Regions from separate parts of the Mus musculus genome. Here region 2 is linked to region 1. Evidence: chromatin loops called from intact Hi-C (ENCODE). Cell type or tissue: heart. All regions are shown on one strand.

Region 1 (8,000 bases):
CCAAGAAAGATTGGTTATCTTGAAACAGACATCCATAGTATGGGGAAGGGGCTAGATAGCAGCAATTGGGTATCTTGTATAGGGCAATAAATAACTAAGGTAAATAGTTTTTGTGCCTAGCAATGGGTACATATTTCCCTCTGCCAGGCCTTTCATGTGGCAAGTTTGAGTTAATACTGTCAGATGGGCTGAGCTGAGTTTTGCTCTGTGGTTATGCGAAGTGCACTTCAGGGTTCAAATTCCTTTGGCATTACCTCATTTTCAGAACGAGGGCTGGTTTCCCAGACAGCTTTTGTCCTGTCTGTATTCTGTGTCATATCCTAGAGTCGGGACTGGAGTCAGCAGTATTCCTCTATTACTGTTGCAAGGAATTAGAGGGGCAAGGGTGTTTTCTGATAATCCTCAGCCTTAGCCTCCATTTTGTTTTTGTATCAGAGGTATTTGGAAATAATTGCCTGGTTAAATGTATTCTAAAGGCAGTAATTATATCTTGATTTTGAACAGGCCCTCAGAAGAACTTGCTGCGTTCATGCATGTTACATATTATTTCGTACACAGCTTGTAAGCCTCTGGGTGATTGGGTGCCGCTGTGGTCGTCTGTGCTCAGTGTTCATTTGATTTGGTCTTTCTAATCTTCTGTTTATTCTGACTGCTGCATCTTTCCTTCCTTTCCTTCCTTCCCCTTCCCCTCTTCCTTCTTTGTTGCCCAGGCTGGCCTCAAACTCATGATCCATGCAATAGCTAGGATTATAGGTGTGTGTATCATTCCACTTGGCTTTCTCTGACTTCCTGAAATTGAGGTTGCCTTTATTCTTATACGAGCACTTAATTGAGTAAAGTTTTGTAGGCTGAAAACAATCTCTAAAGCATTACATATTTGCTGGAAAGTGCCTTCATTCTCTTTCCTTCATATATACTGTGTTTTCCTTGACTTGCATATTTCGTTAGCACTCTGAACCTCTTCTTACTTTGGGTCATGGTTTCACCAAGTCACGTGGACTTGCCTTGACTTCACAGCATAGTCCAAGTTGGCTTGGAATTTGTGATCCTCTTGTCTCAGCCTCCTGAGTAGCTGGGAATATAACCTTACCTAACTAGGCCTAGACTTTGCCCACTTTTTTTTTCTTTTCTTTTCTTTTCTTTTCTTTTCTTTTTTTTTTTTTTTTTTTTTTTTTTTGTGGCAGGCAGGGGAAGAATAAAATTTTCTCAAATATTAATGGACCTTAACATGGCTTTTTAAAAATGCTGAAAAATTGGACCTTCTTTTATTTTCTGTGTCTTATACATTCTTTTTCAACACTAATATTTTTCAGTATTCATGCCTAATCTTATATTTAATCCTTTCATTGTGTGTGTTATGAATATGTACATATTTGTATATGTTTGGGTGTGAGTATGGAGGCCAGAGGTTGACTTGGGGTGTCTTCCTGGATCACTGTTCATGTTATTTTTTGGGACAGGTCTCCCTTTGAACCTAGAGTTCATTTATTGGCTAGGATAGGTGCCAATGAGCTCTAGAGGTCGTTATCTCTGTCTTCCCTTGCTGTTTGCACCCCAGTGTTGGGGTTACAGATATGTGCCACTATGCCCATCTTTTATGCTGGGTGTTAGAGATGAAAACTGAAGTCTTTGTGGCCATACACGACAAGCATTTAACTTACTGAGGTGTTGCTCCAGCCCTCATTGGATTCCTAGTATCAGCAGTTATATTGGTTTTTAGAAATTTTATTTGATTAGTTTTTAAATTTGCAAAATTTCAGAGACATGATGACACACCTTTATTATCTTTTAAAAGACTTATTTATTATATGTATATGAGCACACTGTAGTTGTCTTCAGACACACCAGAAGGGGGCATCAGATCCCATTACAGATGGTTGTGAGCCACCATGTGGTTGCTGGGAATTGAACTCAGCTCCTCTGGTAGAGCAGCGACTGCTCTCAACCACTGAGCTATGTCTCCAGCCTGGTGACACACATTTATAATTACAACATTCAGCAGGGAAAACCAGAATGGTTATGAGTACCAGACTAACCCAGCTACATACTAAGACAGTAGCTCAAAAATTAAAGTATTTTTGGCCAAATTCACTGTTCCACCTCCCCCTGCTCTGACTTTGAAGTGGCACTGTGTTCTTCAGGGTGGCCTTGATCTTGGGTCTCAAGTGCTGAGGTTTTGGGCCTGCCCTGCTCTGCCACTTCTGCACGGCCTCTCATGGCTCCTCTTCTTAGTATGCTTTTCTTCTTCCCTTTATATCTTTAATAATTTAAGCATTTATTTTATTTGAAGTCATAAAATTACCTCACTATGAGAAATTATTAGAATATACTCTTCTTTTTTGTCATGCACTGTTCTCACGCACAATTAAGTCTTAAGTTGTGGTTTTGTATTTCATTGTTGGAAAATTCTTTGCAGCCGTGTTGAAGGAACATCCCTCTGAAATAGAGTTATGTGCTTCAGTGGTAGCTCATAAGACAAAGCTTATAGATTTTTTTTTTGTATAAATGATATATTGAGGTCTAGAATTTTTAGTATTTCTAGCATTTTGAAGCAGGATCTCATGTAGCCCAGGCTAACCTCAAACTCACTACAAAGACAAAGCTGGTCTAGTACTCCTGACCTTCTTGCATCTACCTTCTAAATACTGGGATTGCAGGTGTGGGCAACAATGCCTGGCTAATGTGTTGGTTAAGAGTTTGTAATATTCTTTCGGAGAATTCAGGTCTTTTTCTTTTAAAGATTTTTCTTTTCTTTTTTCTTTTCTTTTCTTTTCTTTTCTTTTCTTTTCCTTTCTCTCTCTCTCTCTCTCTCTCTCTCTCTCTCTCTCTCTCTTTCTTTTTGTTTTTTTGGTTTTTTTTTGTTTTGTTTTGTTTTTTTTTGAGGTCTATATAGAATGGGATGTCCTCAGATTCACTGTGTAGCCCAGGCTGTCCTTAAACTCTTACTGAACATCCTTCCTCATCCTTTCAATTACAGGAACTACATATGCCACACAATTGGCGGAGGATTATTATACTAAAATTATACTAATATAATAATATAATTAAGTAATTTAAATAAGTAATATATAAAAAGCTGTTGTATATCTTTCTTCCATTTTAGTACACATTTTAAGTAACTTTTTATAAGGCTGTTGAAGTATAAGATGGACAGATAAAAAATTATTAAAAATTTCCATCCTTTATCTATAGTGTGTCTATTTGCATTTCTCACTAGAACCAGATCAATAGTAACCAACTTCGAAGAGCGGAGCAAGAGGTGAACAGTCTGCAGGAGAAGGTGTGCTCGCTGTCTGTGAAGAACAAGGGCTTGCTTGCCCAGTTAAGTGAGGCAAAGCGCAGACAGGCAGAGATTGAATGCAAGGTGAGTGTCAGTGCAGTAGGGCTTTATACATTTATCAGGATTGGGTTTTGTGGTTTTGTTTTGTTTGTTTTTGAAAACAGACTTTGAATATATAGCCCTGGCTAGCCTGGATTTTGCTTTATAGACCAAACTGGCTTCAAAATCCCATTGATTCTTTTACCTCTGTCTCTTATTGCTGGGATCACAGGCATGTGCCACACCCAGAGTAAATTTTCCTTCTTTTTTCCTGGTCTTGTTTTAGTGGTTGTTCTCAGACAAGGTTAGCTCATTTTGTTCAGAGGGTAAGTTTCAGGGAGGAAACCTCAGTTTTAACCTTAACCTTGATTAAGTTAATGTCTTAACTAATGCTCCTTTGTGATGTGCCTTTTGAGGGTTAGCCCTTTAAAATGCAGCTTGTAATGGCTCACCTGAAAATGCAGGTAATTGCAGAGGTTGAAGTTCCTCCCTTGACTCATCATATTAGCAGGCAGGCAGTCACAACTAATGTTTTTGTGTAACAGAGAGAGCAGGAGAAATGTATGTGCGCAAGTGGGTTAAGAAAAATGAGCACAATTTCTGTTAAGCTTTCAAAATAAATTGCATTAAAATAAATTCCTTTTTTATGAAAGGAACTTAAGTAGCTTTAGGTAATGAGGACAGTTGGCTGGCGCCATCAAGTGGAGAACAGCACGGACACACACGCACAAGTGTGTGTGAAAATCACTAAAGAGATGCATGCCATCTGAGGCCTAGTGCGGATTCCTGAAGGGAAGTTGTGAAACTTTTAACAGAAAGTACTAATCTCCTTAGCAGATGGTAGGTCTCATATATGCAAGCTTTATTATTCTATGAAAAATAAGACTTTCAGTGGCACATATAAAGCTGTAATTCCATCAACTCGTCCTGGTGTCATTAAAACCAAGAGTGAAGCTTGAGTGGTTTATCAGTGTCATTGAAATCCAGAGATGAAATTACATCCTAATCAATATTCATGGCCGTTAGAATTTAGACTGAAGAAATCTGTAGGCAGCAGTAGAATTGTACTAACTTGAAGAATTGACCCTTTCTAAATTGCAACTGGATTCATTTAGAAATAAGGTAGTGCACAGTGAGGTTACGTCCCTGTGACTTGTCACAGTGGTAGCTGGCAGACCGTAATGCCACATTGCCCTTGCCGATTCATCATTAACAGAGTATTAAATTTAATTTTCTCTATATGGATGTCAGTTTTCTTTAAACATTTTGGTAACAGTGTTTCTGAATTTAATATTGTTTTAGCACCTGTTAGCAAAATAAAAAAAAATGTTCAGTTATGAAGATACTTGTTTTGAATTTTTCTAAGTAATGAATAAAGACTCAGAAAAGGAGACTCGGCAGATGGATACAGGATTTTTTTCTTAGTTTTTATTTGTTCATCTTTGCCTTGTGAAGTACACTGAGGACACTAGCTCTGATATACCCTTGTGTGCGAGCTCTAAGTTGATTCAGCCTTCTCTATTGCCTTTTGCAGATCTTGGAATTAATGTTAGTGTATTAATTGTCATTCTGACACCCAGTAACCTGTTTATTTCCCTTGTTAAAGTGTAACAATTCCATAAGAACTGTAACTTTTCAAGGAAGCCAGTCCCTTAGTTATATAGGTAGATTCATTTTCATTAAGGTTTTTTGTGATTAAGGCTTATGATTTGTCTTTGAGTAATCTTTAAAGCTCATTTTTCACTTATATAAAGTATCTGGATAGTATTTGTATTAACATTATTTTCACTCTACTCGAATATCAAAATTAATTTGAATATTCTCACTTTAAATAGTAAAAGCCTATAATTCCCAGTTTTACAATCCCGAACACCTGAATCACAAAAGTTTTTTCTTAAATTTTACACAGGTTCATTTGGAGGCAGAACCTGATCTGAATTGATAAATGGCCACTTCTAAGTTGTTTTTGTCCTGTTTGTTGTGGTTGTTTATACCAGGCTGCTCAGACACTGCTGGGTAATGCTAATGTGCAGTTTATACACCTTAATATTTTGAAAATGCTTGCTTTTTGAACTCACCTGTTTTGTTGCTGTGTCTTGTTTGCTGCTGTAGAACAAGGAGGAAGTCATGGCTGTGCGGCTCCGGGAAGCTGATAGCATCGCGGCCGTGGCTGAGCTGCAGCAGCACATTGCTGAGCTTGAAATCCAGGTATGTATGCTGTGGGAGTGCAGAGGTGGGCCTTCCTCTCTGTGTCTGCCTCCCTCCTGATGCCAATATTAGTCTGCTTCAGGATGCTTTTGTGTGTGCGGGGGGGGGGGGGGGGTGGGGGTGGGGGTGGGGGTGGGGTCATGTGGAGGCCAGAGATGGAAGCTGGACGTCTTCATTGCTGTTCACTTTATTTCCTGAGGGAGGGTCTCTTACTGGCATGGTTGGTCTTGCTAGCTAGCTTACCTCAGGGATCCCTTATCTCTGCCTTCTGACTGCTGGCATTGCAGGCAGCTACCATGCTTAGTTGACATTTATGTGGGTGCTGAGGAGCTGAACTCTGGTCCCCCTAGAGGTAAGTGGTAAGTGCTCTACCTATTGATTAATCTCCTCAGCCTTGGGGGCATTTTTATTTATACATAGCATAAAACTTTTAAGATTCACTATTCTGTGACATTAAGAACATGCATGCTGTTATATGACCACCAATGCCATCTAGAACTTCTTCATTTTCTGCATGAAACTCAGTGTGTCCATTAAATACTAACTTGACATTCCTTCCTTTCATAGCCCCTGGCATTCACCATTATAGTGTTAGTGTCTTTTCTCTCTGAATTTGACCACTCTAGGGATCTGTCCACATCATGATCTCATGATCTAGGGATCATGAGACATCTCTGACAGGCTCGTTTCCCTTAGCATGAAGTTCTTAGGTTCACTCATGCAGTGTATACTTTTTTTTAAAACTAAATGCATCCTTCATTGCATGTGCAGTATATTGTCTATTCTTTCATTTATCTACCTTTGCTGTTGTGAACAATGCTGCTATGGCCAGAGATGTGTAAATACCTGCCAGACATCCTGCACTCAGCTCTATGAATGCTCTACAACTACTGGGTTATATAAACAGTGCTTCTGTTTTTTTTTTTTTTTTTTTTTTTTTGGAATTGCAATGCTATTTTCTGTAAAACATATCATTCTTACATCCGTAATTTAGAGCACAAAAATTCCATTGTTTCTTCTGTTGGACACTTTTTTTTAAGATTTATTTTTTTACTTTATGTGTATAATGTTTGGCCTACATATCACAGAACCCACAAAAGAGTTTCAGATCCCTACAGATGGTTGTTTTTGATGCACAAAAGCTTTTAATTTTTTTGAAGTCCAAAATCTCAGCAAAGAACTTGGGTTTTGCTTTTGTTATAGTTCTCAGTCCATTTTTGAGTAACACTTTATAATGTCTCTGCACTGCCAGTTTTATTTAAAAAAAGATAATTTACTCCCATCACTTGTGAGGCTATAGTAGGAGATTACAAGTGCTGAATTTCTGCCCCACCCTAAAGTAATGTTGAGAATCCTACTTTCCCCCTTAAGGTCTAGTTTTATTTTGTTTTGTTTTACGTGTTTGAGTATTTTGCCTGTGTGTATATCTCTGAACCATGAGGCAGTCATAGCAGGGTATTGGGCCCCCTGAAATTGGAACTATAAATGGTTGTGAGTCACCATGTGGCTGCTGAATCTTGGTCCACTACAATAGTAATAAATACTCTTAACTGCTGAACCATGTCCTGCCCCGTGCCCCACTTTTATTTCTTTAATTTATAAACTAGGATAAAGAAGTTAGTTTCCTATATGAACTAGGATAAAGAAGTTAGTTTCCTATATGAACAAAGTATTACAGGGTTTGTTTGTCTGTTTGGTGTATTAGTTACACCAAACAGAGTTGGAGTTTTATCATCTAGAGAAGTCAGGGCCAGGCAGAGACTGAAGTGGAAGCCACTAAAGAACACCATGAACAGGGCTACTCCACGTAGCTTGCTCAGCCTGCTTTCTTAAAGCACTCAGGATCAACACTCACAATGAGCTGGGCCCTCCCATATCAATCATCAATCAAGAAAGTCTACCTGAGGCTTGTTCACAGGTAAATCTGGTGTGTGAGGTCTTTTCCCAATTGGGACTCCTTCCCAGATGTGGCCTTGTGTCAAGTTGACATAAAACTGGCTAGCATGTTAGTTTAAGGTTTGTTTGTTTGTTTGTTTGTTTTGGTTTTGGTTTTTTTTGAGACAGAGTCTCCATATATAGCCTAGGGTGCCCTGGAACTCACTATGTAGTGCATGCTGGCCCAGAATTCCCAGAAGTACTCCTTTCTCTGCATCTAGACTGCCGTGATTGCAGGTATGAGATACCATGCCTGGCTTGTAAATTAGTTACTTAAATTATACACAAATCTGTATGGACTTTTTCAAAAGATTGCCACCTGTCTTAGTTACTGTTCTAGTGCTCTGAGGAGACACCATGACCAAAGCATCTCATAAGAGAACATTAGTTGAGGGGTTAGTCAATGGTCATTATGGTGGGAAGAAAACAGGTGTAGTGCTAGAGCAGTAGCTGAGAACTTTACATCCTGATCCACAAACAGCAACCCCAGAGAGAAGAGACAGGGAGAATGAGTAGTCCTGACAGAGGCTTTTGAAAC
Region 2 (8,000 bases), 210 kb before region 1:
AAGTTTATTTTGCAAAAAGTTTCATATGAAAATGTACATGACCCAATTCTACAGCACAATCAAACAGGCCCTTTGGGGAGGGATGTGGACGCCATTGCTGGACAGTGTCTACTCTTTCCAAGGCTTCTGACATGATGATGCCATTTCCCCACCTGACCACCGTTCCGATGTTATTCTGTTGCCTACCATTTGCAATCTCCACACGCTCATCAATCACAAGGTTCATAAAGGGATCAAAGCCCTGTGGCATTCCTTGTACGTGTCTGCCTCCGTTTAACTTCAATGATAACTTCTTGTCCATAAGTTTCTTCAGTTTGGGAGGGTGTGCTTTGACTCCTACAGCAGGCTCCACAGGACTGTGAAGGAGTGAGCGCTGCCTCACAAGTGCGCGTGCGCGGGGGAGGGGGGCAGGGGGGGCAGGCTTGGCGCTGATTGAAGCCCTATCTTCTTCATTCATTTTTTTGCCTCTTAGGGGACAGCCTCAGGAGCTTCTCATCACCTCCTCAGCCACACACAACACCTGCTGCCCTTTCCCAGATCCCGATTCTTGCTTCATTTTTTTCTGGACACCGAAGTCTTGTAATAGATTTGGTCTTCCCTGAAAAAATGAGTCACAGTTGTGCCTATTCAGAAGTTTAGAAGTAAATTTTAGATACTTAGGTATTAGTATACTATATTAAAGATTATATTGTATTTATTATGTGCGGTACCATGTGCCACCGTGTGCATGTGGAGCTCAGAGCATAGGACAGCTTGTGCAGCTTGTGAGAATCAGTTCTCTCCTACCATGTAGATCCCAAGGACTGAATCCTCAGAACATGTGTGTTAGATTTCTGATGCTTTTTTTTTTTCCCCTTTTCTTCTTCTTCTTGTTTTTTTTTTTTTTTTTTTTTTTTTTTTTTTTTTTTTTTTTTGGTTTTTCAAAACAGGGTTTCTCTGTGTAGTTCTGGCTGTCCTGGAACTCACTTTGTAGACCAGGCTGGCCTCGAACTCAGAAATCCGCCTGCCTCTGCCTCCCGAGTGCTGGGATTAAAGGCGAGCGCCACCAACGCCCGGCTCTCTTTCTTTTTTTAAGACAGGGTTTCACTGTGTAGCTCAGGCTGTCGTGTAATTAATTCACTCTGTAGATCAGGCTGCCCCGAACGTAGAAAAAATATGCTTACCTCTGCCTTCCAAGTGCTAGTATTAAAGGTGTGTACCTCTACCACCTGATTCTGATGCATCTTCAAGAGATGCAAAGGCAGAAAAAGAGAAGCACGTCTGGCCTTACGCAGACGGAAACATGTTTATTGACTACACACCGAGGGAGCATAAATCTCACTACGGGAAACTGAGCCATATATCAAATACCATACACGTGGAGGAGAGAATGCTTAAAAGGGCGCGGGAGAGGAGAAACAGCGACCTTTATAAGGGAGTAAAATTTACTGCATTACATTTCCTTCCATAGTCCCGCCCTTCCGGCCGCAAGGGACGCTGGAAAGTGTAGTCTTTTTTTTTTTTTTTTTTTTTTTTTAAACAGGAACCTATCAATCAGGCTTGACAGCAAGCACTTTTAACCATTGAGGCATCTTTCCAGTCCAAGATGATATGTTCTTAACCCTAGGTATTACTGTTAGCACTGAGGGAATAAGGCACAGCTCCACTCTGTTATCCTTAGCATCCAGAGGCGCTCCCTTGATTGTTCTGGAACTTAGAAAAGAATTTCAGGACTAGTGAGTGTGACACAGACCTGGGATTTTATTAAAGTTAGAAAGAAAGACAGCCCTGAAAAAAAATAAAAGCACACCTAAGGGCGAGGACATGGTCTTCTTAAAGAAAAGCTGCAGAAAGCACGACATACCCAAATGTGACTCCGCAAGGGAGAGTCCCAGCCCAGCATGGTGAACTATCGATATTGTACAATGTCACGGTTTTTAGCCAGGAGCCCTCGGGACTGCAGAAGCGGTAAAAGGAGTTTTAAGTGAGATTTCTAGAAAATGGCAGGTTTACAACTGGAAAGGGAGGAAGGCCTTAAGCCATTGTTAACTGTGTGGGAGAATTCAGCTGCTAAAAGGAAGCTTCAGCCACACTCTGGGGTCAAGGGCCCCTTTCCCTTCGCATGTTCCTATAATTTTCTCTTTCTATCCATGCCTCATTATCTTTCCTACCTTTTAACTTTTCCCTTTGCCAAATATCTTCATTTCTTCTTCCTCTTCCTCTTCTTCTTCTCTCCTCCTCCTCCTTCCTCTCCTCTTCTCCTTCTCCTCCCCCTCTGTCTCCCTTCCCCTCCCTCTCCCTCTATTAATAACATGCCTGTGTGTATATATATATGTGTGTATAGATGAAGAAAAACAACTTTTGGAAGTCACGACTCTCCTTCCATTTTAATGTAGACTCCAGGGATTGAACTCATGCCATCAAGCTTGCTTGGTGAATGCTTTTCCTAGGTGGGCCATCTTACCATCCCTAGTTTAACTTTTAAAGGTTTTGTTCTATTAATTTAACACATTAATTATGCATATCAAATAGATGTAGCAGTAGCATGATATTCTCCTGTTTCTCTCCCAAGTGCTAAGATCACAGCTCTACATAGCAATGTTCTCTCTCTCTCTCTCTCTCTCTCTCTCTCTCTCTCTCTCTCTCTCTCTCTCTCTCTCTCTCTCTCTCTCTCTCTCTCTCTGCCAGGTGTTACATTATAGCCCAGGCCAGCCATTAACTTGCAGCAATCCTCCCACCTCAGCCTCCCAAGGGCTGGAAGTACAAGTGTGAATCATTACATCCAGGTGACTTTTTTTTTTAAAGTCAGGGATGAAACATTTATGTTTAATAAACATAAATGCTGTGTAATAACATTTATAAGACCATGATTATTTCCCCAGCACCCAAAAACCACAAGTCAAATTGTGTATCATGACAGGACAATCTCAGGTGCAAACTGTTCTGTGATCAAAAACTTATGAGAACAACGTCTCATCCTCAGGACAGCTGGTAGAATATCTGTAGTATGTGAGACACTATATATATGATAGAAATGGAATCCAGAATTTGTGCGTGCCAGGAAGTGCTTCTCTACTAAAATTAATCCCCAGACACTCTCAGATACAACCTGGGATTTAAATATCACACTAGTTTAGAGAAGCAAAAACTAGAAATCGTGTAACTTATCTAAGGTTACTTAGTCAGAACCTCTAGAGCTGGGCTCCAAGCTGAGGTAATGGGATCCACATTCATTTAAAGAACCCTTGGGCTAGAGAGATGCTTCTGCACTGATTCTATTTTGGTTAAAAGTACTGGCTTCCAGAGGTCCTGAGTTCAATTCCCAACACCCACATGGTGACTCACAACTATCTATAATGTGATATAATCCCCTATGCTGGCATGCAGGTGTATATGCAGATAGAACACTCATACATGAAATAATAAATCTTGGGGGGTGGGGGGAAGATTCCTCACCACAGGGCACCTCAGGGACACTGTTGGTTGACCAGAGCTGTCAGAGTTTACAGCAGGGAAAGGGTTAGGAGGGAAAGATGGGATGCATCAATCTTTATTCATGAATCCAATGGTAAAGGAATATTTCCTTGTAAACAAATGTTCCCGCTTTTGCTATCAATTCTTGCAGGTAAAGCAGGAATAGAATGTAATTTACCTATCAGATAATGTTAAGTTTTTGAGATAGGCGTGATGATTCCCACCTGTAATCCCAACATTGCAGAGGCAGGGGGATTACTGAAAGTTTGACAGCATTGGTCTACCCAGTAAGTCCCAGGCCAGCCTGGGATTCAGCCTAAGACATTGTTTCAAAAGACCAAACAAATGGAATTGTCTTAGTTAGGGTTTTACTGCTGTGAACAGACACCATGACCAAGGCAAGTCTTATAAAAACAACATTTAATTGGGGCTGGCTTACAGGTTCAGAGGTTAAGTCCATTATCATCAAGGTGGGAGCATGGCAGTATCCAGGCAGGCATGGCGCAGGAAGAGCTGAGAGTTCTACATCTTCATTCAAAGGCTGCTAGTGGAAGACTGACTTCCAGGCAACTAGGGTGAGGGTCTTAAGCCCACGCCCATAGTGATACACCTATTCCAACAAGGCCACACCTCCAAATGGTGCCACTCCCTGGCCCAAGAATATACAAATCATCACAGGAATATAGACCTTTACCCTAGGGTGGATGAAATGACAAGCTCTCTAGCTTAAAGGAAGGAAGTAGACCTTGAGCTCCTCTACTCTGTGAGACGAGAGATTGCTTCCCCAGATGGCCTAAAGAGGGGTAGTGCTCTGTGAAATTCCTGCTTCACAGGAGGAGGAATGTCACCAGACTTTCGAACTATATGACTTTGTTAGTTTTCAAGAGGGAGAATATAACATTGTACCAGCTGTCCCTACTTCTGTTTCAATATAAAAGACACCTCTGGAACAAAACCAGACCCAGAGAGGGATCCACTAGTATGTCCTCCCCACTGATAAGTCCTTACTTGGTGTGGGATTAAGAAGCAAGCCGTCCTGTCAGGCTGAGTCAATGGGCAGGATCTATTTCCAGTTCTCAACTTGTCCCCAGATGCTCGGAGTCTCTTGCCAAAATAGAATCAGTGCAGAAGCATCTGCTGGTCCCGATTAAGAACTTTATAGTACCCAGGGAGAGAGAGAGCAGCGGACACTGCCCAAAAGTGAAGGAAATTGGCAGCTCTCATGTTGTGTAGCCAAACCATTTGTTAGCAGTAGGAAAAGGAAAGGCCAGTCCAGAGCAACCCATGTCCCTTACGCAAGAGTGAACGTTATTTCCAGACACTGTTTCGCCTGAGAATGAGGACTTCCTTGGGGAATTCTCTGCCTGGTACTTGACCTCCACAGCTCTGACCTCTTGCTGAGACTACTCACAGACAGGAGAGAAAGAGAGAAAGAGAGAAAGAGAGAAAGAGAGAAAGAGAGAAAGAGAGAAAGAGAGAAAGAGAGAAAGAGAGAAAGAGAGAAAGAGAGAAAGAGAGAAAGAGAGAAAGAGAGAAAGAGAGAAAGAAAGAAAGAAAGGAAGGAAGGAAGGAAGAAAGAAAGAAAGAAAGAAAGAAAGAAAGAAAGAAAGAAAGAAAGAAAGAAAGAAAGAAGAGCTGTGGGAGCCTGCAAAGGAAAGGAGCTCCTGACCCCAAAGCCTGGCTAAAGCCTCCTCCATCTGAGAAGGAAAAAAAAATCACAGCACAATTGGCAAATGTGTGAGGCCTTCCTCCCTTCCTGTCTACAGACCGGCAATTTTCTTAAAACCTCACCAGAAAATACTTTACAAGGAAAGGACATATACAAAGTCTTGTACAGCCCTGTCAGGTTCCGGTTTTACTTTATCAGATAAAATCCATCCAAGACCATTGGAGTCATGGATAACCTCACCTATCAAAAAGTAAAAAGAGGGCCCAGGAAGTAAAGACTCTCCAGCAAGCCTGATGACCTAGGTGTGATTCCTGGGTCCCAAAGGGTGGAAGGAAAGAGCAGACTTTCACTAGGTACCTTCTGGTACATGAGTGTGCCCTGGTGCACATGTGCATACATACACACAAAGCAAAGAAATTAAACGTAAAGGAAAAATAACCTTTAAAAGTGTTTTTAAAAAGAAAAAGAAAGGGCTGGAGAGATGGCTCAGCCGCTAAGTGCACTTACTGCTCTTCCAGAGGTCCTGAGTTCAAATCCCAGCAAGCACATGGTGGCTCACAACCATCTGTAATGGGATCAGGTGCCCTCTTCTAATGTGTCTAAAGACAGCTACCTTGTACTTACATAATAATAAATCTTTAAAAAAAAAAAAAGAAAGAAAGAGAGAAAAGAAAAACAAAACCAAAAACATCTGTTTACAGCCTTTTGATAACGGCAACTCCTCTTTGAGGGGTCCACACCCATGCTCATGGGTGTGGTTCCTGTCTTGGTGCCTTTCTTTCTATTAAAAGAAAAGATTATTTTATTTTATTATTTTTAAAAAATACTTTTATTTATGTTTATGCATCTGTGAGAGTGAATGGCACGTTTTGGTGGGTGCCTACCGAGGTCAGGAGAAGGTATCAGATCCCCTGGAGTTGGAGTTAATAGGCAGTTGTGAACTGCTCAGTGCAGATGCTGGGACTGAACTGGTTCTCTACAAGAGCAGCAAGCACTCTTACCTAAGGAGCCGTCTCTCAAGCCTTCTGTTTCTATTTTGTTCCGTTTTGCTGAGACTGGATAGCTCTGGCTGGCCTGGAACTTCCTATGCAGACCAGGTGGCCTCAGGCTCACAGAGATCTGCCCATCTCTGCTTCATGAGTGCTGGGATGAAAGGCTCTTGGCCTCCTAGTCTCTCTGGTCACTGTCTGTGTGCCTAACCTTCCACACATGCATTAGGTAGATCTTTTGTTTCTAGATGATTCTTCCTATCATTGGCTCTTGAGTGCTTGTTCTATGATGTAAGCTATACTGAAGACTAAACAAGGGCCTCATGCATGCCAGGCAAGGCTCTGTCTGCACTGAGTCACATCCGCAGAGGGATGTGTCCTCTTGACTAATTTACCAGGCTGGCCCAATGCCTAGCCATGACGATTAGTGATACAGTGATATACCCTGCTTCCTTGGTTTTTGGTTTTTGTGTGTTTGTTTTGTTTTTTGTTTTTGTTTTTGTTTTCCCCTCAGGATTTCTCTGTGTAGCCCTGACTGTTTCAAGACTTGCTCTACATACCAGGCTAGTCTCGAACTCCAAGATCCATCTGCCTCTGCCTCCTGTGTGCTGGAATCAAAGGTGTGCACTACCACACCTGACTACATAAGTTGTTCAAAGGGATCCTAAGAGGACTCTCCACTTTTTTTTTCTGTAAGGAGATTATACAGGCTGATAAGGCCACAAAGGTCAAAGAAACTCTTGCTATACTGAGCCATATGGAGGTTAAACACTTTTTATTATTCTCTGACTGTATTATTCTCTATTCATATATATATATATATATATATATATATATATATGAAAATATATACACTGTATTATTCTCTATTTCATATATGTATATACTGTATTTTTGTCATTGCACCCCATTACTTCCTCATCACTCTGCCTCTTGCACTGGACCCCTTCTTCTTTCCCAAGTGCCCATCCTAATGTCACATCTTTCATTTGTGACCCACTAGGTTTATTAGAGATGCTTGAATGTACACGGGAAAGTTTTTTTGCTGGTGCACAGGCAACTTGAAAGTGGCTACACTACTGAAGAAAATGAGTTGAGGTGCTGTTGAAGAGATGGTCACAGATGCTCCCTATGAAACACAAGCACCCAGGTGAATGCTGTGGCATGGTAGTGAACTCACTGTGGGAAACAGACGAGAGCTTCACTGGGGCTTGCTGCCCATGTGTGCCAACTGTAAGACACTCTCAGGAGTTGGTTTTCTCCTACTACCTTATGGGTTCTAGGGATCAAACTCAGGTAAGTAGGCTTATTTGGCAAGAGCCTGTCTCTACTGTGTCATCTTGCCAGCCAAAGACCCAATTTCAAAAAAAATTTTCCCCTATCTTTTTATCCTACCTCAGAATCAGTACTGAACACATTCATTAGCATGAGGCTGGATCTTGGGATTTTTGGCGTGAGCAGGCATGTTTAAGATTTCATATCAGGATAAAGTTCATAAAGCTGTTGTCAGTGAAGGGCACAAGGGCAGCAGCTAGCCAGGCTCAAGCTGACACAGAACCATCAAATTCAGGGAGAGATGCTGTGGGACTCAAACTGGTGGTCGAGAGCTGGTAACTGTTTGAGGATTGTTGGGTCTATAACCTAACAGGACAGGGCCCCAAATTCAGAGATCAAATGAACTGTGTAGGTCATTGGAAATTCAATTCTAAAACAGAGACCAGAACAAAGTCTAGTTATGACAATAGGTGTAGTGGCACATACCTTTAACCCTAGTACTGAGTGGCGATTCTCTGTGAGTTTAAAGCCAGCCTGCTCTACACAGCAAGTTCTAGGCCAGCCAGGGCTACAAAGTAAGTCCCAGTCTCAAAAAAAAAAAAAACCAACAAAAC

Evidence for each region. Peaks named below come from ENCODE experiments on the same cell type or tissue, not always from the same donor. Only the 100,000 strongest peaks of a DNase experiment are listed, where the experiment ranks them.
Region 2: it touches region 1 in a loop (1.8-fold over the local background); 1 of 42 quality-filtered maps calls a loop at or near these places.

Annotation. Positions count from the first base shown.
Region 1 is chr5:107,785,726-107,793,725 of GRCm38, reverse strand. Evi5 (ecotropic viral integration site 5) reads left to right here. Exons shown (of 20, transcript NM_001378824.1): 17 at 3,218-3,364; 18 at 5,432-5,527. Among named protein-coding and RNA genes, the nearest start is that of Ube2d2b, 40 kb to the left of the region's middle. In heart, a CTCF peak has its summit at 4,015 (motif pointing left); no DNase peak of the experiment used is centred here; H3K27ac peaks cover 673 bases.
Region 2 is chr5:107,994,595-108,002,594 of GRCm38, reverse strand. Gm42150 (a long non-coding RNA gene) reads left to right here. Exons shown (of 3, transcript XR_880537.1): 2 at 7,115-7,261. Among named protein-coding and RNA genes, the nearest start is that of Gm42150, 4.2 kb to the left of the region's middle. In heart, a CTCF peak has its summit at 1,414; DNase peaks (open chromatin) are centred at 1,254 and 4,624; H3K4me3 peaks cover 623 bases; H3K27ac peaks cover 456 bases.